3 separate regions of the Mus musculus genome follow, and regions 1 and 3 are each linked to region 2. The links are chromatin loops, found by intact Hi-C in ENCODE. Cell type or tissue: heart. All regions are shown on one strand. Links, peaks and the distances in the headings refer to the core of each region. The heading gives the core; the rest is flanking DNA. Region 1 overlaps Gpd1l (glycerol-3-phosphate dehydrogenase 1-like). Region 2 holds the start of Stt3b (STT3, subunit of the oligosaccharyltransferase complex, homolog B (S. cerevisiae)). Region 3 holds the start of Cnot10 (CCR4-NOT transcription complex, subunit 10).

Region 1 (4,000 bases), core at 1-4,000, 380 kb after region 2:
TTGGTTTTTTGAGGCAGGGTTTCTCTTAGCCTTGGCTGTCCTGGAACTCACTTTGTAGACCAGGCTGGCCTCGAACTCAGAAATCTGCCTGCCTCTGCCTCCCAAGTGCTGGGATTAAAGGCGTGTACCACCAGTGCCTGGCTCTGCCATGTGTTTTAAAAGCCAAGAGTTGTAGTAACACCTGCCTGGAATTCCAGTCCTTGACGGGGCAGACAGAGGAATCAGAAATTTAAAGTCATGCTTTTTATTTTTATTACAGTTTATTTTTTTTAAAGATTTTTTTTAAATGTTCTTTTATATATATGAGTACACTGTAGCTGTCTTCGGACACACCAGAAGAGGGCATCAGTTCCCATTACAGATGGTTGTGAGCCACCATGTGGTTGCTGGGAATTGAACTCAGCACCTCTGGAAGAGCAGTCAGTGCTCTTACCGGCTGAGCCCTCTCTCCAGCCCCAGTTTGTTTAATTTTTATTTGTATGGATATGAGTTTTTGCCTGTGTATATCTGTAAGTGCTTGTGCCTGGTCCCTGCAGAGCTCAGAGGAGGGCAGAGAATTTCCTGGAACTGAGTTACAGATGGGTGTGAACCGCTGTGCGTGCAGGTGCTGGGAAAGAGGATCTCTGGGAGAGCAACACGTGCCCCTAACCACTGAGCCATCTCCCCAGCCCCTGTTTTATTTCATTTTTGAGATTAGGTCTTGGTACTTGCTATGTAGACCAGGCTGGCCTTGAACTCACAGATCTTCCAGCCTCTGCTTCCTGAGTGCTGGGATTAAAGGCATGTGCCACCACACCCTATATATTTTAATATATCCCGTAGAGTCCATTCCCTTTTTTTTTTTTTTTTTGTGTGTTTGTGTGTCAGAGGACAACTTTCGGGAGTTCTGTAAACTCTGGGGATCTAACTCAGATCATCAGGATTCTACCTGCTGCCCCACTATGTGCTTTTAGTGTGTTACCTGAGGCAACAGCAGAAAGCTCTGTGCCCTATCAAATAGGACTCCTGTCCTTCAGAGCCTTACGGAGACCTTCAAGTTGGCTTTACCACTTACAACATCAAGGTCACTGGAAAGAAACATCAGCTGCCTTGCTGGCTCTGCCACTGGACAAGCACCCACTATGCACATTATGTTGTTGTTTTGAGACTGGGTCCCATTTAGCCCAAGTTGGCCTTGTCTCAGTTGAGGCTGGTTTTGAACTCCTCCTCCCCGGGCCTCCAACCCCCTGGTGCTAGGTTCACAGACAGCCTTTTCCTCTTCCGTGCAGCTCCACAGAGGGCAGCCCTTCTGCCAGTTTGTCAGGTGCAGGCAGAAGTGGCCCAGCTCTGCCACGCTAGACTGAGCTGGAACAAGGGCTGTCAAGAGAACTTCTCTGGCCTTTCATGGAGGCCTGGCTGCTAGCCTGAAGCATCTTCATTCTGATGTACTTGGCTGCATTCTTGGTCCGATCGGGCTCAGGGAGCGAGTAGAACTTGGCCTGTGGCACAGCGATTGAGAAATGTTTGGAAGGTTTGGGCTGGCTGCCTGCCTCCATTACGGGATCATTGCTGGCTTTGGACCATCACCTTCAGTACAGAGTCACTCCAGTCCTAGACAGAGGATCCCCACTTCCGGAGACTGAAAACACCAGGGAGGGACCAGAAGGGGGCAGAATGGCTCTGACTGTAATTGCTGTACATGGGGAACTGAGACAGGAGGAACACTACAATTAGAGGCTAACCTGGGCTACAGAGTAAGTTCTAGACCAACCAGAATACAATGAAATCCTGTCTCAAAAAAATAGTTGGGGTAGAGATGGAATGTTCAATTCTGGATTGTACGTATGTCAGTGTTTGCCCCTGGTGGGTGCTGTGTTCCTTAGAGTTCCTGCCCTCTTGATTTTTAGGGTACTGTGCTCATTTCTGGAACAGGACTCACTACTAAATGACTCAGGTGTGAGATAAATAAGGGCTTAGAAGATAAGATTCAAAGATACAAACTGTGAACTGGGGTCTGGCATAAGCCTACAGGTTACATTTTAAACAGGGTGGGTTTTTCCCCCTTTTGGGGGGGGGAATGGTCTTTTATAGCCCAGCCTGGCCATGAATTTAATATAAAGGATGACTTAGAACTATTTTAATATATCCCATAGAGTTTTATTTATATAACTTTTAAAAAGAAATTTATGTATTTTGTGGGGGTGGGTGTTTTGTCTGCATGTATATCTGTGTATCACATGTATGTCTGGAGCCCTTGGAGGCCAGAAGCAATCATCAGATCCCCTGGCTGGAGTTACAGACAGTTGTGAGCCACCATGTGGGTGCTGGGAATCAAACCTATGTCCTTTGGAAGATTAGCAGTGTTCTTAACCTCCTGAGTCACTTCTCCAGTCCCAACTTTGAACTTTTTTTTTTCCAGACAGTTTCTCAGTATAGCCCTGGCTGTCCTGGAATTCACTCTGTAGATCAAACTGGTCTTGAACTCAGAAATCCCGCCTGCCTCTGCCTCCCAAGTGCTGGGATTAAAGGCGTGCGCCACCACTGCCCGGCCCAACTTTGAACTTTTGATCCTTTTCCCTCTACTTCCCCAGTGCTGAGATTACAGGGACGCCGCACCACGTTGCAGGACAGGGGGATTTGTTGGTTGTTGCTTTGGTTTTGTGAGACAAGAGTTCACTATGAAGACCAGGCTAGACTTGAACTCAGATTTGCCTGTCCTCCCCGTGTCTGCAGCATGTGGTCCAGAGACCCCTTACACCAGGGTCACCTCTGCAGCTCGTCTTGGTGAGTTGCTCCTTAGAAAAGGGCAGATTTGCCCCCTGATGTGACTTCAGCCTTTTGCTCATTTTCAAACATGAGCCAGCCATTACGTCCATATCTGGTCCCAACCACAGCGGTTTGAATATTTATATAAACAGAGATGCAGTCACTTAGAGCTAAGATGTAGCCATTACCTCTCAGGCCCAAGTGCCTCCTCCAAGCCAATTGATACCAGTGATTGTGAAGGTAGGCTAGGTAAGGTACTCTTGTCCTCCATGTGGGGACTGGGGCTGGGGGTGCGAGGCAACTAGACTGGTGACAGAGAGGCCAGAGGAGTCTTGACCATCCATTGGAACCATGTGTGCAGGCAGGCATACACATACTTGTGCATACACACACACACACACACACACACACAGCATGATGGCATACTCATTTGTAATCCCAGGATTTGAAAAGTGGAGGCTGCAGGATCATGAGCTTAAGATCATCCTATGGAGGCCATTCAAGGCCAGCCTGAGCTACACAGTGAGACCCTGTCTCAGCCTTTCAAGGGCTGGGGATAGATCACATTGGTAGAACGAGAAACATTTGAGAACCTGAGCTTCCGCCCTAACTGTTACAGGATATTTTAATCTGTTTACTGTTAGGGTGTGGCTCAGTCCTTAGCACACACCTTTAATCCCTCCGGCTAGACTACAGACTGGCCCTTAGTACACACCTTTAATCCCAAACAAGGAAGATAAAGTTAGTCTGTAGAAGGAAGCGCCCATGTTTGAAAGTGATGTCCAATTGAAGGGCAAAGTGATGAATCAGAGATAGATCTGACAGAAACATACATGTCCAACTCTCGAGACAAAGAGGAAAGGGAAGCTGCTTAAGGGAGAGACAGACAGACAGTACAGGAGGAAGAGAGTACACTACAGGATACAGACGAGTTTGTGGAGAGCGGTGCAGTAGAACTGAGAGAGACTAGAGCAGAACAGAGAAGGAGAAGGTGGTGAGTTTACGGGGAGAGTTTCACAGAGACAGATCAGAGGCTCTTAGTGCCTTCTGTGCATTGTCCTTGCTGTTAGTAGGACTCTGGTTTGTGGGAATATGTCCCAAATCTCTACAGCTGAGGACTTTCTTTTGGTTATGAAGAAGAAGAAGAAGAGGAAGAGGAAGAGGAGGAGGAAGAAGAAGAAGAAGAAGAAGAAGAAGAAGAAGAAGAAGAAGAAGAAGAAGAAGAAGAAGAAAGAGAGCAAGCGCTAGACACAGA
Region 2 (10,260 bases), core at 6,261-10,260:
TGTACAGCTACAGTGTACTCATATACATACATACAATAAATAAATAAATCTTTAAAAAAAATACAGGTAGTAAGATGGTTCTGTTATTGAGAGTACTTGCTGTTCTTGCAAAGGACCCAGGTTCTATTCCCAGCTCCTACTCAGAGACTCACACTCACTTGTAACTTCAGTTCCAGAGAATTTGATTCCTTCTCAAGTGCTGTAGCCACATGGTAGACTTAACAGGCAAGCAAAATACTCATGGATATAAAATAAAATGAAAACTAAAGATTAAAGCAAGTTTGCATAACAACAAGATGGAAATGCTCTATTATGATCACATAAGGAATTATTCTCAGCTGAGTATTCGTGATATGGAACAACGTAGACTATTGATAATATTTTTGAGTATTGATTAATATTCTAATTTTAGCATCATTAATGCTGAAAATGCCACTTTATATAAATCTATGGCAGAGTATGTTTAGAGCCATTTCTTAAATTACTGGAAATTCCGTCCTAATCTCAAGCCAGAATTTATTTAATGATTTTTTTTTTTTAAAACTCAAGTCAGCAACCCAAACAGCAACCTGTAAACTCAGACATTCTAGGAGACTGGACAGGCCACTCAGCAGCTAAGAGCACTGGCTGCTCTTCCAGGGGACCTCAGTTCAACTCCCAGCAACCACATGGTGGCTCACAACCATCAGTAATGGAATCTGATGCCCTCTTCTGGTGTGTCTGAAGACAGCTCCAGTGTACTCAAATCCATAAAATAAAAAAATCTAAAAATCAAACATTCTAATACAACCCAATCCAGAGACCTCCTAGCTTGATCCTACCTGATGAAGAATGCTCATACTGTGAATAAACTATTGCGTTCTTATAGGAACAGAAATTTTAAAAAGGTATGTACAGAAGCACCTGGAAAGCCCTCTCATGGAACCACCCTGAATATGAACCAAGATGCTCCAGGTAGCGAGTACTGGCCTTGTGTGTCATAGCAGCCTTCAGAGTGCAGGGTACACGCCTGTGTGCTCAGAACCAAGCCTGTAGCGGAGTCACATGACTCGGCTCCTGCAACTCCAGCCAGAAACATCTCAGATTCATTATGGGTTTCATTCTGAATTAAGTATGTGTTGTTGCATGCTCGGGAGGCTTTTATGGTTGCCAAATTTTTCAGAGGCCCCAGAGTCAGTTACAAAGCCATGTCACAATCCACCATTTAAGAGGCTGTGGCTTGAGCCACTATCTCCCGGCTATTACATTTAGCCAAATGATTGCCTAATTGATATGCCTTCCTTCTTTGGAAGCCACGAGGTTATGGACCCAGAAGTTCAGACTTGCAGAACAGTGCCCTTGATTCAGTGGTAGCAAAGAATGATAAAATATGCTAGTGGTGACTTGTTTGTCAATTTGGCATCACCTAGGATCACTGGGAGAGATATAAAGGATGGTTGTCCCGTGAACATGTCTGTGAGGGATTGTCTTGATTGTGGGAATTGATGTGGGAAGAACAAACCTGACTATACAGTACCATTCTCTTATTTGGGGCTGTAGACAGTATTAGCTGAGCACAGAGCATGCATTCTCTCTCTCTCTCTCCCTCTCTCTCTCTCCCCCACCCTCTCACTCTCCTTGACTAGGGATATGATTGGGACCCTAGACAGCACTAGCTGAGCTCTGAGCATGCATGCATTTCTCTTTTTCTGTTCTTGACTATGGATATGATGTGACTGGCTACTCCAAGCTCCTGCCTGTAGCTTGTTTACAGTAACAGACTGGGAGTCATGAGCTAAAACAACCCTTTTTCTCCCCTCAGTTCCTTGTTGTCAGGATATTTTACCACAGGAAAAGCAAGGAAACTAGGGCAGAGTTAATGCCGAACTCTAGATTACTATCTCATTCATGAATATTTCCCACAGGGTTTCAACATGCACCCCCCCCCCTACTTTGAAGATATCACTTGTCTTTATTCTTCAAGGCTAAACCAGTTGCTTCATGAAAATGGCTCTGGTGAACTCTTTAACATAAGGGCTCACGCCTCCGGGAGACATCCTTACCTTCATAATGGCTGTTGAGCAAGACTGGATCCCAGTAATTACTTCTTTCTTCTGCCACAAGGCTCAGCACACTGGCCTGCATGAGTGGCTATGTTGATTTGGAAAGGAGGCAGGCCCAAACCCTTGCTTGCTGTCTGTGGATGTTTTCTTGCTAGGATGGCGGAGATGATTTGAAGCACACGGTAACAATATCCACATGGCTGAGAGCTTTTGCTCTGTGGGCCTTCACAGGAAAAGCTCCTGTGAGGGTTTGTGTATGGTCGGCCCAGGGAGTGGCACTATTAGAAGGTGTGACCTTGTTTGAGTAGGTGTGGCTTTTTGGAGTAGGCTTGGCACTGTGGGTGTGGGCTTTAAGACCCCATCCTAGTTACCTGGAAGTGAGTATTTTGCTCGCAGACTTGATGATGCAGAAGATGAGGAGCATGATGCAGAACTCTCAGCTCCTCCTGCACCAGGCCTGCCTGGATGCTACCCTGCTCTTGCTTTGATGATAATGGACTGAACCTCTGAACCTGTAAGCCAGCTCCAATTAAATGTTGTCCTTATAAGAGTTGCCTTGGTCATGGTGTCTGTTCACAGCAGTAAAACCCTAAGACAGCTCCCCAGCCCAATTCTATCAGATTGTAAATTAGTATTATTCATTTTAATATTCCCTACGGTGCTTAGATATTGCCTATGTGGTATGAGTCACCACCTTCCACTCTTTCCCAGCCAGAACGTTGCATTAAAGTTTTAGAAATGTCCCCTCATGGGAGCACAGGAGCTTGAGGAGAGGAACTGACTTCAGCCAGTCACTTTATTCATTGTGTGTGTGTCATCCAAAGCAGAAACACGCTCTGCACTAAGCCCAGGGCTAGGGCCTTTGGATATGAAGTAGCCCCACAAAAGTGTGTGTGTGTGTGTTAAAGGCTTGGTCTCCAGCTGGTGTCACTATTGACAAGTGGCTGAATCACAGAAGTGTTAACTTCAATAATGAGTTTGTTAAATGGATGATTGGAAGACAGAGCCTAGCTGGTAGAAGTAGCTCATTGGGTGTATCTCTGAAGAGGCGTGTTTTGTCTCAGGCACCTCCTAGCTCAGCTCTCATTCCTCTCCTGCACCTCACCTCTGCTTCCTGGCTGCTGTGAAGGAAGTTGCTTTCTTTTCGCCACGTCCATCCTCCATCCGCTTTGATGCTTTGCTCTATCCTAAAGGCAACAGAGCCATAAACTGTATAAACTAACACCTCGGAAGACATGGTCCAGGAGACATCCTTCCTGCTCTCAGTCAACATCCTTGGGTATCTTAGTACAAAGATGGAAACTGCCTAACACTGTGTGAGACCAGACAATGTCTCAAGTTCCAGATTCCTGTTATAAAGCCACATGGAACGCTCGCACAGGTTTGCAGAGGCCTGTGGAACTTACGCTAACACAGCTCTGTTTGGTTTTCCTGTGCACACTGGAGGCTTCAGTGACTTCCCCCAAGTCCCCAGACCTGTTAGCAAATCCTACCCTGGAATTCAGCTCTTGAGTCCCGGCTCTTGAGTCTGAGTCTTCACATCTGAAGACTGAAGCAAAGGTGCCAACTTCCCTCTCATCCAGGATTACCACCACCCCGGGAGATCCTCCTCTGCTCGATACCCGATACCGCACTGTCCTTTCCTGTCTTTTTCCTGACAGCCATTCTTACTGGGGTGAAGTGGGAGGGGCTTTGATTTGCATTTCCCTGGCGTCAAGTGGGAGGAGCTTTGATTTGCATTTCCCTGGCGATTGGTGACCCTGAATATTCTCACAGACATATTAACTGCACGCATGCTTTCTTTTGAAGAATCCATTTAAGTCTATGGCCTCTAGAACCACGCGGTTAGAGCACAAAGGGAGACAATAAAGCATGTAGATTTGGTTGCTTTTCCGACGAACACGTCTGTGGAATGAGTGCCCCACGGGAAGTTCTTTGACACAGTAGGAATGGTTGGGGTGTTTCATCCTTGCTGGTTATTCAGACTGTTTCGAGGACTATGAGAGAAAAGCTATCTAGTAAGCTTGTCATTCTTTAATCTCACTATATCTGTTCGCCACAGCTGGGTAACAAATATCCCTCAGTCTTAGACGCTTAAGAATATAACTACTGTTTTGTAGGGGGTTTTTTTTTGTTTGTTTGTTTTTGTTGTTTGTTTGATTGTCTGTTTGTTTTGTTTTTCGAGACAGGGTTTCTCTGCATAGCCCTGGCTGTCCTGGAACTCACTCTGTAGACCAGGCCGGCCTCAAACTCAGAAATTTGCCTACCTTTGCCTCCCAAGTGCTGGGATTAAAGGTGTGTGCCACCATGCCCAGCTTGTTTGGTAGTTCTTAAGACTAGGAATCCTTGTGAAGCTATGGAAGGTCCACGGTTCTGGGTCTCTCAGGACTGCACTCATTTCATGACTGAAAACGGAAGTGCCTGCTTTCTGGATCACTACTGGGGCTGTTGACTGGCCTCAGGTCCTGTGAGTTGCTGGCTAGAGACAATAGTTCCCTGTCACACAGTGCTTCTTGTGTATACGTGTATGTACAGGTGTTGGGGGAAATGCAGGTTTTATTTGATGCAAGCGCTCTCTGGGAGGAGGAAACAGAAACATTCAGACAGGCTTGGGTCATGGGAGATTCTTGTCCTGATCATCAGGAAGTTGAGCTGCTTTACCATCTGCCTGCCTAAGGCAGTAGTGGTACTGACAGTACTAATAACCAACACAGAGTGACCGCTCCCCTTCGCACCAAGCACTGGGTCAAGTTCTTTCATGGGCTCATTCTTACTTTCTGAACAGAACCCTTCTAGGAAGGAACAGTCCATAAACACTGAAACATGAAGGTGAAGTGACTCACCAAACAGACCTGAGGAGAACGGAGTTAGGATGGTGCCTGGTGGTAGCTTTAGATCCATCTTACACCATGGTCTCCTAGCTGGAGATTTAAGCTGGGGCAAGCTTGTGATCAGGTTTTTCCCACTCTGCTTTGCTCTCTCCAGCCCTGGACACTTTTCCTGGTCTGACTTGGTCCTCTGTACCTTTGGTGCCAGACTTCTGCAAAGTAGTCTATGGTCTTTCCTTCCAGCTGTGTGAGTGCGATGTCCGATCCAACCACTAAACTTGCTAAGGAAACAGGCGAGATTCTGCTTACTAAGATGAAGGTTCACTTTTCAGCTCAACAAGGCTGTGACAGGCACTTAAGAACCAGGGAGTTCATGTATACGGTGGCTCACACACAGAAGCACCCTGAACAGACTAGAAGCCATTTTCTTTCTTTATCGAAAAGCTGTAAATCTGGAGCATGCGCTCTCCGACCATTTCTAAGGTCTGAGAGTAAACTTGAGGACTCTCGGATCATCTACAGATGTGCTCTTACTGATCGCCTCTCAAAACAAATATTACAGTCCCTGGAGTCTTCTTAAAGCACACACCGGATCACGTGACTCATCTTAAACACACTCTACATCCAACTTCAAATCCTCCCAACACTCTCAAGTTAAAGCAATGTACAGTGTCCCTCTCAGCATGACCTCTCCCAGTCCGCGCTACGATCCGATCTGCGTGGTGGCTGTACCAGTCTTTTCTTGAGTCCCTTGCGTTCCTCTTTCTAGCACTGCAGGGTCTTTCCTTCTCTTTCTTTTCTTCCTCTGAGCCATCCTTTCTGCGGTTCTGCTTCCTCGGGTAACGCTCCCATCCGGTTGTCCATCAGTCTTCCCTGGACTGCTCCTCCAGTGTTTGCCACAGTTTACACAGCAGGCGTACCTGGAGCTGACTGACGTGGGTGGGAGGACAGGACCACTGCTCTCCAGTTCCCCGCTAGAGTACGTCCTCATGCTTTCCCACGGGCTCCTTCTTTGTCCTTGTCCACATCATGACCCTGAGTTTCCTTATGTTTCTGAACCGTGTTCCGCAGTGTTCTCAGATAAACTCACTTTATATTAAGGAGCCACGCAAGTATGAAGACTTCAGTTTGAATTCCCAGAACCATAAAAGGCTGGCTATGACCGCAGGTGCCTATAATCCCAACGCCCTGAGGCAGTGGTTCTCAACCTTCCTAATGCTGTGACCCTTTAATACAACTCCTTGTGTTGTGGTGACCCCCGATTATAAAAATTATTTCTGTTGCTACATCATAAGTGCCATTTTGCTACTGTCATGAGTCACCATGGAAATACTTTTGGAGATAGAAGTTTGACACAAGGATCAAGACCCACAGGTTGAGACAGGAGGCTAACCTGGTGTGTCAAAAGGACCAACATCTGAGCATGTAATTTGACCTCCACATGCTATGCCTTAGTACATGTATGCCCACTCTCACACACAAAGATGAAGGGATGGTCCCACACAGGTGACTTGTGTTTTATAATTTATTGTTAATTGTTTCTACTCCCCTTCACATGGGGCCTCCCGCGATTAAACAGCCAAGAGGAAGAAGACAGAGAAACTCATCAGGGAACATCTGCAACACCAGAGACACCCAAAATGTCTAAAATGAGAGTCGTCAGATAAATTCTGTTATTTTAGATTAATAGAACATTGGCTCATGAAACATGGGCAAAAATAAACGCTGCCATTTTAATGTGCACTTTTCTGAGAAAGGCCATGTCACCTCTTTGTTCTAAGGGATTGGTTAATATTCCACTATGAATCTCATTAAAATTTACATGTTTAATAAATGTTGGATATTAAAATGGTGGTGAGGAGGTCTATTTATGGAAGCTGTTCATTTTCCCTGATGAGAGTCTATTTATTTTTATAAGGAAACCGGCAAAGTTAATCACCAGGTTGGGAGTGGCTGAGCCTATTAGTTAGGTACATTTGTTCATTTACCTAACCTTTGACAATGAGCAACGGAACATAATTTTATTTTGCAAATTTACAGGACTTAATCTTTACACACATTTTAAAGATTCTGGTGTTCCCTAACAAGATGGACAGTTGTGAATGTACACGAGAAACCAGTGAAATATTAGCCGGCCCTTGTTTCTACATTAACCTCTGTACCTGCCAAGAGGGCTTCTAACACTGCAATGACCCTCCGGATCTTTAGTTCTGACTTTTGTCCTTTTGGGGATGGGCGGAGCTAGTTGTGGAGGAAGGAGAAGGTACAAGCAAACTGCCCCAGACAAGGAAAAGTTCCTACGTTTCAGTTGGCTAGAGTGAAAATTGGGCAATAGCTAATACAGTCCAGGAAAAGTTAATTTGGTGACGGAACGTAGGCAGGTGTAAATAATGAATTCTTGCAGTCAAAAGATTGAGCTGCAAAAAAAAAAAAAAAAAAAAAAAGTCCTGGAGAACACAGCAAAAAGAATGTGACATTTATGTGTGTGTCCGCCTGGCTACATCTTACTGCAGCTCGGACGACATCTGCCCACTCCAAGTTTTCAGAGCAGCAGGGCGGGGACAGAGAATGTAGCGACCCAGCCACTCACTCTGGCACGTTCAGCACAGCGGCTGGACCCACGCGCCTAGGGCCCCGCACCGCGCCTGCGCGCCCCGTCACGTGGCGGGCGCCCCGCGCTGAGCGGGTTAAAAGTCACGGCCGCCGAGCACCCGGCCAAGCCGTGCTCTCTGTTCCTTCGGTCGACTGGGACGTGGGACCTTCTGCTGCTCGAGTCGGAATCCGCGCGGGGAAGCGAGCCGAACCTCCTGGTGCCCTTCCCCAGGGCCCCGAACGGGCTCGCGCGCGAAACCGCGTCTTTCAACTGACAATGAAATCGTAGCCACGGCCGGCGGCGAATAGGCGGGAGGCCGCGAGGCGGAGGGGGTGGAGGGCCATTCAGCCGAAGCCCCGCCCAAGGCCCCGCTCGCGCTCCTATTGGCGCACGCCGCCATTCCGGCCCCGCCCCTTAACGGACCTGTCGCTCTGTGACAGGCGGAGGGGCCAGTTCCTGTTGGGCGAGGGGGCGGAGTCAAAGGTTGCCTGAGCTCCGCCCGGACTCCAGGGGGCTCCTCCCCTTTTGTGCTCCTCGCGGCTGGGCGGGCGGGGGAATGTCATTGCCGCTCCGAGCCGCCGCTCCTCTGGCGCCCTCGTCCCGTCGGCTCTCGCCGCCACCGCCGCCTCCTCAGCCGCACGGGGGACACGGATGGCTAGTGGGGCGCAGGGGCCTTTTGGGTTGAGACCGCGACGGTCGCGGCCACTGTTGAGGCGGAGACTTCGGATCGCTGCCGCCTCCACCACCCCCAGTGTCCCGGCCTCGCGGTGCTGAGGGCGGGAGCGCGCCCAGCTCTTCCTCCGCCTCCGCCTCCTCCTCCTCCTCGTTGTCGTCGCCGTCGCCCTCCTCCTCCTCCTCTGGGTCTCCGCCCAGCACCCCTCGCTCCAGGCGGCGGCGGTGGCCGCGGAGGACGAGCGAGACCCGCCGCCGGGGCACAACATGGCGGAGCCCTCGGCCCCGGAGAGCAAGCACAAGTCGTCCCTCAACTCGTCCCCGTGGAGCGGCCTCATGGCTCTGGGGAACAGCCGCCACGGGCACCATGGGCCCGGAACCCAGAGCGCGTCCAGGGCGGCGGCGCCGAAGCCGGGGCCCCCCGCGGGGCTGTCCGGGGGCTTGTCGCAGCCGGCCGGGTGGCAGTCGTTGCTCTCCTTCACCATCCTCTTCCTGGCCTGGCTGGCCGGCTTCAGCTCGCGCCTCTTCGCCGTCATCCGCTTCGAGAGCATCATCCACGAGTTCGACCCGTGGTGAGTGTGCCCGCCCTTCCCCCGCAGGCAGCCCGCGGTCCCCGTTTGTCTGGAGCCCCTCGGATCCCACCCGGTCTCCCGCGGGCCGGGCCGGGCGCGCCCCCTGCCCGCTTGGCGAAGTTTGCCTGGGAGCGGAGCCTGGGTCCTCGGCCGCCGGGGTGGGCCGGCTCCGCGCGGCGCCTCTTCGCCGCCGCGCCCCGGCTTGCTCCGGGGGCCCCCTTCCCCACGCCCTCTCCGCCGCAGCTTTGCGCCTTGTTGCATTTTATTTCATTTCTCTCCTTCCTGCCATCGGAGCAGCCCCGGGATTGCCTTCTGGCTGCTGGTGGTGACTGGAACCCCTTGTCCGCTCAGCCTCGCAGTTTCATGCTTTCTTTCCGGGAGAGTGGAGTGTTAGAATGTAGGGGGGGAAAATATTATCCCGAAAGCGAGCGCAGTGGTAGCGCCTCGTGTTTTTCCAGCACCAGGTATTTTCCGGAGTGTCTCTTTCCCCCCTAAGGCCCTTAAGTGCTCTCAGCTCGCCACACTATTTGCACAGTTGTATTGCGTTGCTTTTTAGAGCGAGATCGTTTTTCTGTTAGCTGAACTCTCACCCTCGTTGTTGCTACAATATCCGACTGGGTTGCATGAGTTCTTTTATTGGTGTCTGCTGGAAGGTCTGTGGAGAAGAGAGCAAGCCGTACCACAGTGCTGAGAGTCTAGATTGTGGTGCCGAAGTTGCACGCTCTGCATGGCACTCACTGGTTTTAGGGACTTAACTTCGAACACTGAGTTACCTACACGGGAAGATTGCTTTTCACTTTCTTCCTCCTGGCCCAACCTGAGTTAAGTTTTTTGTTTTTTGTTTTTTGTTTTTTGTTTTTTTTTTCCCCCAGAGAGAGATTGAGAGCGAGCGCCAGCGCGCCTCTTTAAACTAGTTTATTCTTCAGGCTGCCCTATCAACCTTGAACTAATCTTACTTGTAATTAGACATAATTAAACGGTAGGGTATTTGTCTTACCATTTGAAATGCACAGAGAATCTTCTTAAGAGTTAGTACATATATAGGTTATAAATGAGTTTTTTGGGGGGGGCTTATGTGTTAAGTATCAGATTTAAGTTGTACTTTAAGAAAAATATTTATGCTGCAATATCTATTGAACACCAGAGGGGCCTACTCAAGGAAAACCTGTTTAGAGAAGCAGTGAGCTACAGTGATGGCCTGCTGTGAGGTGTTTTCGTCCTATTTTAAGAGGTTTCCATTTTTTTCTAACATTAGATTTGCTTTATAAATGACCATTATGTTATTTGGAACCAGAGGAGAAAATCATGTTGGTGGAGATTACATACGAACCTACGAATATTTGTGAAGTCTTAACTAACTAGATAGAGTATTCTTTGAAACAATCAATTAGATTAAAACTGAGATTGACTAGAAATGAAAGCCGCAGAATTTACTGAACAACATGAAAAGAGAAAGTTGTGTCTTTTCAGATGAAGATAGCACGGGGTGGAACAAAAACTGGAAATATTTCCAGGGTAATTGTACAGATACTTCCATGAAGTAACATTTTTTA
Region 3 (11,024 bases), core at 3,309-7,308, 670 kb after region 2:
TCTAACCTATACACACACACACATACACACACACACACACACACACACATACACATACACACATGCACACACACATACACACATGCTTATATATACACACACATACACACATACATATACACACACATGCATGAACACACACTTTTTAAAAAAATGTGTATGAATATTTTATTTGTGCACCATGCGCACTGTGCATGTCTGGGGCCTATGGAGTTCAGAAGAGAGCATCAGACCCCCTGGGACTGGAGTTACAGACAGTTGTGGGCTACCATTTGAGTGAGGGAATAGAACCCCAGTCCTCTGGAAGACCTCTGAGCTATCTCTCCAGCCACATGCAGTTGTTTTTTTGTTTTGTTTTTAAAGATTTATTTATTTATTATATGTAAGTACACTACAGCTGTCTTCAGACACTCCAGAAGAGAGAGTCAGATCTTGTTATGGATGGTTGTGAGCCACCATGTGGTTGCTGGGATTTGAACTCAGGACCTTCAGAAGAGCAGTCGGTGCTCTTAACCGCTGAGCCATATCTCCAGTCCCTGTTTTGTTTTGGTTTGGTTTTGGTTTTGGTTTTTAAGTAGAACTCCAGCTGAGCGCTCCAATTCCCTTCTCTTTGCTTCTCAATCCATAAAGATGTAAGCCAGCAGCTTCCTACTAAAGCTATGGAGACACCTGCAGCCAAGATCTTCCCACTACAACAAACTACACCCCTCCTCTCTCAAGTTCTTTATCAGCTGTTTGACACAGAAAGAGAAGTAGCCAATACATTAGTCTAGTACCGCTCCCCCATCACAAAGCTCACATACCCATAACTGGATTTTTATCAGTTCTGAAGCTTTGCATCTCTCTGCCTTCCAAAGAATACTGGTGATCCATTTGGTTTGTCTGTTTTGTTCTTGTTGTTTCTGACTGCACATTCCTTTCTGTCTCCTTTGGGTAGGCGGGGAATCTGCATGATTTACCCAATGGTGTAATTTATCCAGCCTGGCTTTTCCTCTCTGGGAGCCAGGCATTGACATTTGTCAATATAGTTGCCAATGAATGGTCTCTATGGTAGAGGCCATAAACACTCTCTTCTTGGCATGAAAGGTTCAGGAAAAGTCACAGCTCACACCAACAGTTCAGGGACATTTAACATCTTTGCTTACCCTCATCCTTTAACTTGCAGAGTCTCAGAAGTCATAGAGACATAAGAGACTTGAAGAAGGTCACTATGGAGAATGGACAGCTATTTCATAAACTGGGACTCTCCAAAGGAAACTGGGGAAAAGCAAGAGGGAGGGTGTTCCGGAAAGATGACTAACTAGATGAGGAAAATCATGTTTAATTCATCTAAAAGGCACTTGCATCTGCCTTTTCTTCAACCAGAATCCTTCACTGACATCCCTGCACAGTATGTGAAAGAGATGAGTTACAAGGCTAAATACACTGTGGCTGATGATATAGCTTTATTGGTGGGATGCTTGCCCAACGTGCGTGAAGGCCTGGATTCGATCCCAACACCACATATACCAGGTAGAGTGGTGCACGCCTGTAGCGCCGGAACTTGGAAAGTGGAGGCAGCCTGTTTGATTGTCTTTTCTCTCTCTTTCTTTGTGCACAAGTGATAATGTCAGTGAGTAGAGGTGCCCATGGAGGCCAGAAAATGAAATGGGATCTGCTGGAACTAGTTACAAGCTAGTTACTTGACCTGGGTACTGAGAACTGGACTCACGTTCTCTGAAAGAGAAGCAGGCACCAGTGGCCACTCAGCCATCTATCCAGTCCCTGCTCTATACACCCCCCCCCTTGTTTGACTTTTTGTTTTCATTGCTGTTGTTTGTCACAGGGTTTCACATATCTTACCAAGCTGGCCCTGAGCTGGCTATGTAGCCATGGTTGTCTTTAGATGTCTGGTCCTCCGGCTTCTCTGCCTTCCTTCCAAGTACTGTCATGAGAAGCGTGTGACGCCTTGGGTCTTCCGAGACAGGGTGTCACTCTTCACCTAGGCTTTTCTGGAAGTCATATTGATCCTCTGGACCACTACTTTCCAAATACTGGGATTAAAGACACATAACACCAAACATTCTGCTAGTTTATATATAGATTTTGAGAGAGAGAGAGAGAGAGAGAAAGAGAGAGAGAGAGAGAGAACATGTGTACATGCCACATTGCATGTACATGTACATGCCACATGTACCCATGTCACATTGCACTTGTGAAGGTTAGAGAACAATTTTCATGAGTCCTCTCCTTCTACAATGTGGATGCCAGGGACTCAACTCGGGTCATCAGGCTTGATGGTAAATAAGCCATTTCCCCAAGCCTTATATGTTTTTTTCTTTTTCCTTTCATTCCCTTCCCTTCCCTTCCCTTCCCTTCCCTTCCCTTCCCTTCCCTTTCCTTCCCTTCCCTCCCCTTCCCTTTCTCTTCCTCCTTCCCTCCCTCCCTCTCTCACTCTCTTTTTTACATTTATGTTTGTTTGTTTGTTTGTTTATTGGTTTTTCGAGACAGGGTTTCTCTGTGTAGCCCTGGCTGTCCTGGAACTCACTTTGTAGACCAGGCTGGCCTTGAACTCAGAAATCCGCCTGCCTCTGCCTCCGGAGTGCTGAGATTAAAGGCGTGCACCACCACACCCAGCCTTAAATTTATTTTTAAAGTTTTATTTATTTATTATATATAAGTACACTGTAGCTGTCTTCAGACACACCAGAAAGAGGCATCAGATCTCATTACAGATGGTTTTGAGCGACCATGTGGTTGCTGGGATTTGAACTCAGGACCTTCGGAAGAGCAGTCAGTGCTCTTACCCTCGGAGGCATCTTGCCATCCCTACAATAAAATTTTAATGATGATGTTGTCATACAGCTAAAATCCTCTCCATTGTTTGTATCTTAACAAATGGCCCTTAGCTCTGTAGATGCTCAAGAATGATTTCCATAGCAATGTCTTTAAACTGTAAGATTAACAATAACTGGGACTGGAGAGATGGCTCAGCGGGTAAGAGCACTGACTGCTCTTTCAGAGTTTCCCAGTTCAATTCCCAGCAACCACATGGTGGCTCACAACCATCTGTAATGGGATCCGATGCCCTCTTCTGGTGTGTCTGAAGAAAGCGACAGCGTACTTAATATATAATAAATAAATAAATCTTTAAAAAATAATAAATAAATAAATCTTTAAAAAATAATAAATAAATAAAATTAAATTAAACTTGAGATAAGATCTTGTTTCCAGTCTAGTTTGCTCTCAAATTCAAAATTCTCCTGCCTCTACCAGCTGAGGCTGGAATATTATGCATGTGTACATCTGACCTCTAAATTTTTTGCTCAAGATTTACACCAGCAAAGGACTAGCTTTAAAACCAGGAACCACTGTAAATATTTTAATAAAATATTTCATGACTTTTTTCTTCAGGCAGAGTCTGATCTTGCTTATATCCCTGATTGGCCTTAGAATAGAAATCTGATTTTGAAATCTATTGAATCCTGTGGAAGCCATTTCTTTCCTACTACCATTTAACTTCTGCAAATCAAATTCAGGTCATCAGGCTTAGTGGCAGGCATTTACCCTCTGATCTATTCTGCTGGTAATTGGCTTATTTTTTAAAATAAAAATAAAAATTTCAAAGTCTTATGAGGAGTACCTGGTGTGATGGTGCAGCCTTTAATCCAACACTCGGGAGGCAGAAACAGGCAGATCTCTAAGGTAAGCTACACAGAAAATAGAAAAATGTAAACCAAATAAATAGCTCCATGTGATTTATTTATTTACATACTTAACTATGCTCCCATCAAAGCACCATTTGGGTCACTTTACAATTCAGTGCTGTTGTCATTTATATATGAAGTTCCTCTCCCTCAAAAGCCTGCATATAGGAGGCCCGGCCCCCAGTCCTTGAGAGTGATAATAGGATTCCAACAGTTTGGAGCTATCCTTGGATTCATCCACTTGCAGATTCGTAATTTGGTGCATCATTAGGAAGTAATGGAAATTAAGGAGGTGCGGCCCAGTGGGGCTAAGTATCTCAGTTGCATGTGCCCTTGGAGACTATTTCTTCTCCCAGCTTCCTCTGCTTCTAGCACCAGGAAGGCAACAACTTTACTCTGTCACTTGTGCCCTGGCACAATGCACTGCTTCACTAATGGTCCAAAAACAATGGAACCAAGTGACCTGGGACTGAAAACTCTGATACACGAGGCAAAAAATCCATCCTTCCTCATTTAAATTCTCCTCTAGGGTATTTATCACAGAAGCAAAAAGTCTAACACAAATGCTTTTAATGTCTGTTTCTCTCCGTGAAATGAACCTCTGTTATTATAAATGCTGTTTGTTCTCTAGAAGGGAAAGGAAGAATGGAGTAGGTGCTTCTGGAACCCAAGGCTATGGTCATTGAGCAAAACCAGAACCAGTTCAGGGTTAAAGCCTTTGCCACAAAGACTGCCAGATAGGGATACATAGTGAGATTCTGTCTCAAAAAATTAAACAAACAAACAAACAAAAATTTGTCACGATATGGGCTAGAGATGAGATAGTTGGGAGCTGGGTAGTTGAAGAGTGGGTATTGTTTTTGCAGAGGATTTGAACTTGAATCTAAATCATTGTGCTTAGTAATCGTGATGCATCAAGCTTTTGTCTTAGACCGACCTACCATAGTAAGTTAATGGTTGCATGACTCGCAATCAGAGAAACCGCATGCATAATGCAGTCTGAATGGCTTTTTCAACTTGGCTACAAATAACAAAACAGCTCTGAAACTTTGAAAAAAAAAAAAGCCTTTTTTCTGGGGGAGGTGGCCTCCTCTAACAACACTTCTCTCATCCTCATTGTTATGGAAAAACAGCCCCTATGAGACTCAGAGCTTAGCACATAAACCTCAGGTGTGGTGCCTGCCATTTTGCTGAAATGCGGAACAAAAAGTCCTTCCCCTTCTGTGTTTCACTCAGGACCTACACTAGTGTACTTCCGGGTTTGCAGAAGGACGCGCTTCCGGGGCCGAGGCCAGCCCTAATTCCCACGCCCAGCTGGCCCCGCCCCGGAAGTAGCGTCTCCCTTGGCCGCTACGGGACGGAAGCTGTGGATGGCGGGGAAAACAGCCCTGCACCGGCGGATGTGTTGGCGCTGTTGCTAGACGACGAGCAGTAACTTCGTCACTTCCTCAGCCCGTGGCCCGCCCAGGACCTTAGCCGAGGCGACTGGAGCGGGCTTGAGCTGAAGAGTTGTCCCCCGCCGGTAGGACTCACCACCAGCCCGGCGGCGGGAGTCGGGGCCACGCCACCTACAGGGAGGAACTCGAGCCGAGGCGGGAAGATGGCTGCAGACAAGCCTGCAGGTGAGGCGCCCGCGCCGCGACCCAGGGGCTGACACACTGCGCGCGGGGACGGCAGGGCCCGCGTGGGGGACCCGAGGGCCACTTGACTTCGCTTGGGTACTTGTGCCCTTCACTCTTCTCAGCTGTCTCTACTGTGAGTCCAGTGGATTTTCTGCTGTGACACATCTTGATTCTACTGCACCCCATCTTGATTGCACTGCATTTGCCTTGCTCTCCAAGTTAATTCTGGCGCAGGAAGCTTGAATTTGTCACGCCGCTGTCCAGACGCTTTAAGGGAAAGTCTATCCGAGCACGCACGGTTGCCGTAAGGCCCCCCCAGGCTCAGCCACTGAAAAAGTTCCCTCTGGTCAGCGTGTCCAGTGGAGTCATTCTGAAAACTGTCTAAAGAGGCGTGACGTTTCACTGTGTCTCCTGCCTGCTCTCACTTACCTTGTTCCTCATCTGATTTTTCCCGAGCTCCTCGAGATTCCTTTTTAAAAGTCTTAATTATGTGTGTGAGTGCAGGTGCCTGCCGAGACTAGAAGAGGACATTGCGTCTACTGGAGCTGGAGTTACACAGTTGTGGGCCACCACTTGTGGGTGCTGGGAACCCAGTCTTGGTCCTCGGCAAGAGCAGCGAGTGCTGTTAACCGCTGAGCCATCACCTTTCCAGCCCCAAGATTAAGTTCTTTTTTTTTTTAAGTTATTTATTTATTTATTCATTATATGTATGTACACTGTAGCTGTTTTTCAGACACCCCAGAAGAGGGCATCAGATCTCATTAAGGATGGTTGTGAGCCACCATGTGGTTGCTGGGATTTTGAACTCAGGACCTACGGAAGTGTAGTCAGTGCTCTTAACCGCTGAGTTATCTCTCCAGTCCCAAGATAAAGTTCTTAATTTCTGTGGTTTTCTGTGGTACTCCATCAGGAATTTTTCCCATTAGGGAATTATGAGAGCCCATTTATTACCTGGAAAGTCTGCTATATTTCTTTGAAGAAAGTAATGTTTAGAGAGTGGGGCGGAATTGATTGGTTGATTGATTGATTGATTGATTGAGGCAGGGTCTCACTATGTATGTAGCCTTGGCTGTCCTGGAGCTCGCTATATAGACCAGGCTATTCTCAAACTCACTAGACATAAAGCCTCCTGAGTGCTAAATTAAAGTTGTGTGCCATTATACCCACTGCCATAGAATTTTAGCTAGGTGATCAGAGAAAATCTATTGTGAGGTGATTCCTTTTTTAAAGTTATTTTTAACTTTGGGTGTATGCACGTGAGGACAAATGCCTGAAGATGCTGTCCGAGGAGTTGGGTCACGCAGAGCTGGAGTTACAGGTAGTTGTGGGTGCTGGGAATCAAACTCAGGCCCTCTGAAGAGCAGTGTGTGCTTTTAATCACTGAGCACCAAGGTGATTTGCATGTCTTGGCTTTCAAGGATCAAATCCAATCATCAGGGCGCAAGTATCTTTACCCACCGAGCCCCTGCTGATCCAGCTCCTGCTGGGATAGTATTGAGCACAGATCTGAATAAAGTGAAGGGGTGATCCTGTTGGTGTGGGATGCAAGAAGGGTGCCAATTGCCTGCCCGGGTCTAGACGGGACCGGGACTGTCCTTGTTAATCAAAACAGTGCTGCTTCTGGAATCATTTCCCGGGAAGCGTCTCACCAGATCCAGGACTGCCCGGCTTGAGTTGCACCTCAGTCACGTGGCGTTCCTTCACTGCTTGCTTCCTTCCTTCACAAAGACACTGTGCAGGCATCCTTCAGATGATGAAGTGAGTGTAAGACAGCCTGCCTCTGAGGACCTGCACTCTGGACCTCTGCTGGGTTAAGTGGCATGGTTCTGGCTGTTGGGTCCTCGTAGTTGCTCTCTTACACTTTTCTTTTTGTTTTGTTTTGTTTTCTTTTCTTTTTTTTTTTTTTAGGTTTTTTTTCGAGACAAGATTTCTCTGTGTTGCCCCTGTCTGTCCTTGAACTCCCTCTGTAGACCAGGTTGGCCTCAAAAGCAGGAAATCCACCTGCCTCTGCCTCTGCCTCTACCTCAGAAGGCTGGCATCAAAGCGTGTGCTGACCCAGCTGCCAGCACCACTACCACCCGAGTAGTACTTTATCAGCACTTTACTCAGTGGGTAAAGGTGTTTTCTTTCAAGCCTGACACCTGAGTCCATCCCCAGGACTCATGCAGAGAAAACTGCCTTCTCCAGGTTGTCTCTGACACACGCACACGCAAGTAAACAGCACCAGCCAGTGTTTCTTATGGTAGTGGTGAAAGAGGCAGAAGAGACATGTTAAACTTATTTGGAAAGTGCCAGCCCAGGGTCCAGGAAGTGAAGGGGAGACACAGTGTATTCCATCCCTGCTCTTGATCCACCATGGGCTCTGAGAAGCCGTGGCAATCACTTCCTGTGGGAGTTTTTTTAAGGGGCCTCACCATGGCCCCCTCTGGAAAAACAGCCTCTGGAAGCAGTTTTTGAAAGTAGCACACGGGGAGAGGATTTGTCTGTGTTGCTTCCTCCTGCTTTCTTCTTCCGGTTGTTCAAGGGCATCTAAAAGGGAGGAACAGAGTCCTTGTGTGTCTCCTTGGCAATTGATCAGCAGGATCCTAAGCTCGGATCTTCCCGCCTCAGCCTCCCGCCTCAGCCTCCCGAGGTGCTGGGGTCACAGATATGTGTCATTACGCCCAATTTACCTTGTTAATGGATGCTAAGTGTCCAAGAGCAAATGGCAGCATTTCAGCCTTTGGTGAAGCCCTGTGATACATGACAGGAGGCAGGAATGCCTGTGTGTGAGAGAGATCCAGTGATCAAACAGAAGTCAGCAGGCTGTGGTGACACACGCCTGCCATCCCAGCACCTGGGAGTTGAGTCAGGAGAAGGACCCACAAGGTCAATCTGGGAAATTGAATTCCAGGCCTTTCTGGGAGATAGACTGAGACCTGCCTCAACAAAACCAAACAGAGAAAGAAGCCAAAGAGCAGAATGGAGGTGGGGCTTGCCATGTGCTTATTAGTATTCAAAGTGGGCCTTCAATTCAGTGTCCCAGCCTCCATGTGCCACTGTGCTCAGCTGCTCCGAGGACAGACAGTGCCTTGCTTTAGTCTCTGGAACTCGTGGACTCCCATTTTTTCCAACTCCTCTTGTTTGAGGGATTAGAACTATAGAATATAACAGTGTGTTTATTTCTCTCTCTCTCTCTCTCTCTCTCTCTCTCTCATCTGTCTCTGTCTCTTGGGGGTTGTGTCCATGTGTGTTGTGAGTGTGTGGTACATGCACATGAGTTGTATGGAGGCCAGGAAAGGACACATCTACTGTCTTATTCTCTTGATATAGGATCCTTCAGTGACCCAGAAGCAAACTCTTTGCTATGCTGGCCAGCTGGGCACTGAGCTCCTGGCACCCTTCTGTCTCCGTCCTGGTTGGGTTCTCCTGGCACCCTTCTGTCTCCGCCTTGGTTGGGTTCTCCTGGCACCCTTCTGTCTCTGCCTTGGTTGGGTTCTCCTGGCACCCTTCTGTCTCTATCCTGGTTGGGTTCTCCTGGCACCCTTCTGTCTTCATCCTGGTTGGTTACAGCCTGTGCAGCTGTTCCCAGCTTTGATGTGGGTCTGGAGAGTCAAACTCACATTGTCACACTTGCAGAGCACGCACTTGTGCCCACAGAACCGTCTTCTCAGCCCTTTTTTTTTTTTTTTTTTTTTTTTTGGTTTTTTGAAACAGGGGTTTCTCTGTATAGCCCTGGCTGTCCTGGAACTCACTTTGTAGACCAGGCTGGTGGGGTTTGGCTTTTTTTTGGGGGGTGGTAGAAACCACATCTGAGCTGTCCTAAGAGCTCCCTGGTAACTTCAGTGAGGGCTGTCATGTCAATGCCTGGAAGGTTGAGGGAAAAGAACCTTCAGGTTAATCCTTGGCTACATAGTGAGTTTGAGGCTAGCCTGGGCTACTTGAGAGCCTGTTTTTTTTTTTTAATATATTTATTTATTTTATGTGTAGGAGTACACCATAGTTGTCTTCAGACACACCAGAAGAGAGCATCAGATCCCATTACAGATGGTTGTGAGCCACCATGTGGTTGCTGGGAATTGAACTCAGGACCTCTGGAAGAGCAGTCAGTGCTCTTAACCGCTGAGCCATCTCTCCAGCCCGAGAGCCTGTTTTAAAACCCAAACAAAACAAAAGGAAAAGACATTGTTTAAACTCTGCCTTGCCAAGGCATTGCTATTTTGTGTCTGTCTATCTTACCCTTTCAGCATAGTGTTTTCAGTCTTTCCCTGTCTGTCCCTGGGACTGTGTTTGCACAGCACAGTTTGTAGTCATCCTCCAGTCAGCTTTGCAGTGTTAACATTCTGTGTTGGAATATGTCCGTGCTTTCAGTTAACTGACCTTCAGTTTGGAAGAGATGTTATGTTTCTTTTCTGTGTAGTTGAAATCTATAGGGGTGGGGTGTGTGCGTACGCGTGTGTGGTGTTGTTACTGTTGTTAGAAATGAAGTCTTTCAGTTTAAAGAGTGTCAGGGTTTGCACATCCGAGAGCTCCGTTGGCCTGTGTCCCCCATGTCCACTAGGCCAGGGCAGGAGGGACCTGAAGCCTCTGGAGGGGCGGTCGGACCCGCTCCCCATCGCCAATGGAGATGCACTGTGGGATTATGTGCGAACACTGTCTGGTAAGAAGTCAGTATCGACAAAGAGTGCTTGTCTCTTAGGACATTCGAAAGCCAGGTTCCAACTCTGCAATGCACAATAAATTAAAAAATTAATTAAAAAAAAGTGATCTCATTGAAGTAGTTTTGTTATCCTAAAGTAAAAGATGTAGGTAAATTATGGTTTGACTAATATGGATGTAAAAAAGTATTTATGTAACTGAGTTCTCAAATACACATAGAAGTGAGCTGCAGAGCTGGTTGCTTGACCTTGAGGTTGGCCCATTTCCTGGGGAATTTTGAGACTTTTTCTGTTTTCTAGGGATGATGACAGCTGTGTCCACATGAATCTGATTTTAGTGGTAGATGCTTAAACTCTTCAGTGTCCTAGATGGGCATTGTGGCTCATCCTTTAAGCCCAGCACTTGGGAGGCTGAGGCAGGAGGATTGCCATGATTTTGAGGCTAACCATGGGCTTCATAGTAAGTTTGAGGCCAGCTTGAGCTAGTATTAAAACCGTGTCTCGGGGTGTGTGTGTGTGTGTGTGTGTTGATTTTTGAGGCAGTCTCTCACTGTATTACTCAAGAAGGTCTCAGGCTCAGTCCTCCTTTCTCCACCTCCCCAGAGGTACAAGAGTTCCTAACTAAAATCATTGATGCTTAGGCCCAGGTGACTCATTAAAGAATGTCCTCTAGACCTGTCATTGTGCTGTACATCTGCAGTCTCGGGACTTGAGAGACAGAGATAGGAGAGTCAGCAGTTCAGAGCTGCCTTTGGCTGTATGGAGAGAATCCCGGGCTATCCTACCTCAAAAAATGGGCACACCAAAGTAAGACTAATTTATACTTAAATTTCTATTTTATGTGTGAGTATTTTGCATGCCTGGTGCTCTCAGAGTTCAGAAGAGAGTGTTGTATACCCTGTAACTGGATAGTCATGAGTTAGCCACTGAGCCATCTTCCTAGTGGTCAAGAGAATTTAAAGAGGAATGGGAAGTGGAGTGAAATCCTCCATCCCCAAGGTGATTATTTAAAGTGGAAAGTAGAGCCTTGGTTCTGTGCATATTCAGATGTTGTATGTATGTATGTATGTATGTATGTA

The links. A loop is a pair of places that touch in the nucleus more often than their neighbours do. Peaks named below come from ENCODE experiments on the same cell type or tissue, not always from the same donor. Only the 100,000 strongest peaks of a DNase experiment are listed, where the experiment ranks them.
Region 1: a loop joins it to region 2, with 2.4 times the contacts of the local background. A loop is called at or near these places in 4 of 42 quality-filtered maps.
Region 3: it touches region 2 in a loop (15-fold over the local background); 3 of 42 quality-filtered maps call a loop at or near these places.

Annotation. Positions count from the first base shown.
Region 1 is chr9:114,928,303-114,932,302 of GRCm38, reverse strand. All of the region lies in intron 1 of Gpd1l (glycerol-3-phosphate dehydrogenase 1-like), which reads left to right. Among named protein-coding and RNA genes, the nearest start is that of Gpd1l, 3.7 kb to the left of the region's middle. In heart, for the core only: a CTCF peak has its summit at 1,652 (motif pointing right); a DNase peak (open chromatin) is centred at 1,472.
Region 2 is chr9:115,308,199-115,318,458 of GRCm38, reverse strand. Stt3b (STT3, subunit of the oligosaccharyltransferase complex, homolog B (S. cerevisiae)) reads left to right here and starts at 7,991. Exons shown (of 16, transcript NM_024222.3): 1 at 7,991-8,707. The coding sequence starts at 8,403. In heart, for the core only: a CTCF peak has its summit at 7,998; a DNase peak (open chromatin) is centred at 7,868; H3K4me3 peaks cover 3,352 bases; H3K27ac peaks cover 3,465 bases.
Region 3 is chr9:114,634,203-114,645,226 of GRCm38, reverse strand. It overlaps Cnot10 (CCR4-NOT transcription complex, subunit 10), which reads left to right and starts at 5,027. Exons shown (of 20, transcript NM_153585.5): 1 at 5,027-5,308. The coding sequence starts at 5,287. Gm51659 (a long non-coding RNA gene) reads right to left here and starts at 10,143. Exons shown (of 3, transcript XR_003948085.1): 1 at 9,527-10,143; 2 at 7,981-8,070; 3 at 7,218-7,837. In heart, for the core only: a CTCF peak has its summit at 5,248; a DNase peak (open chromatin) is centred at 5,076; H3K4me3 peaks cover 1,982 bases; H3K27ac peaks cover 972 bases; H3K27me3 peaks cover 484 bases.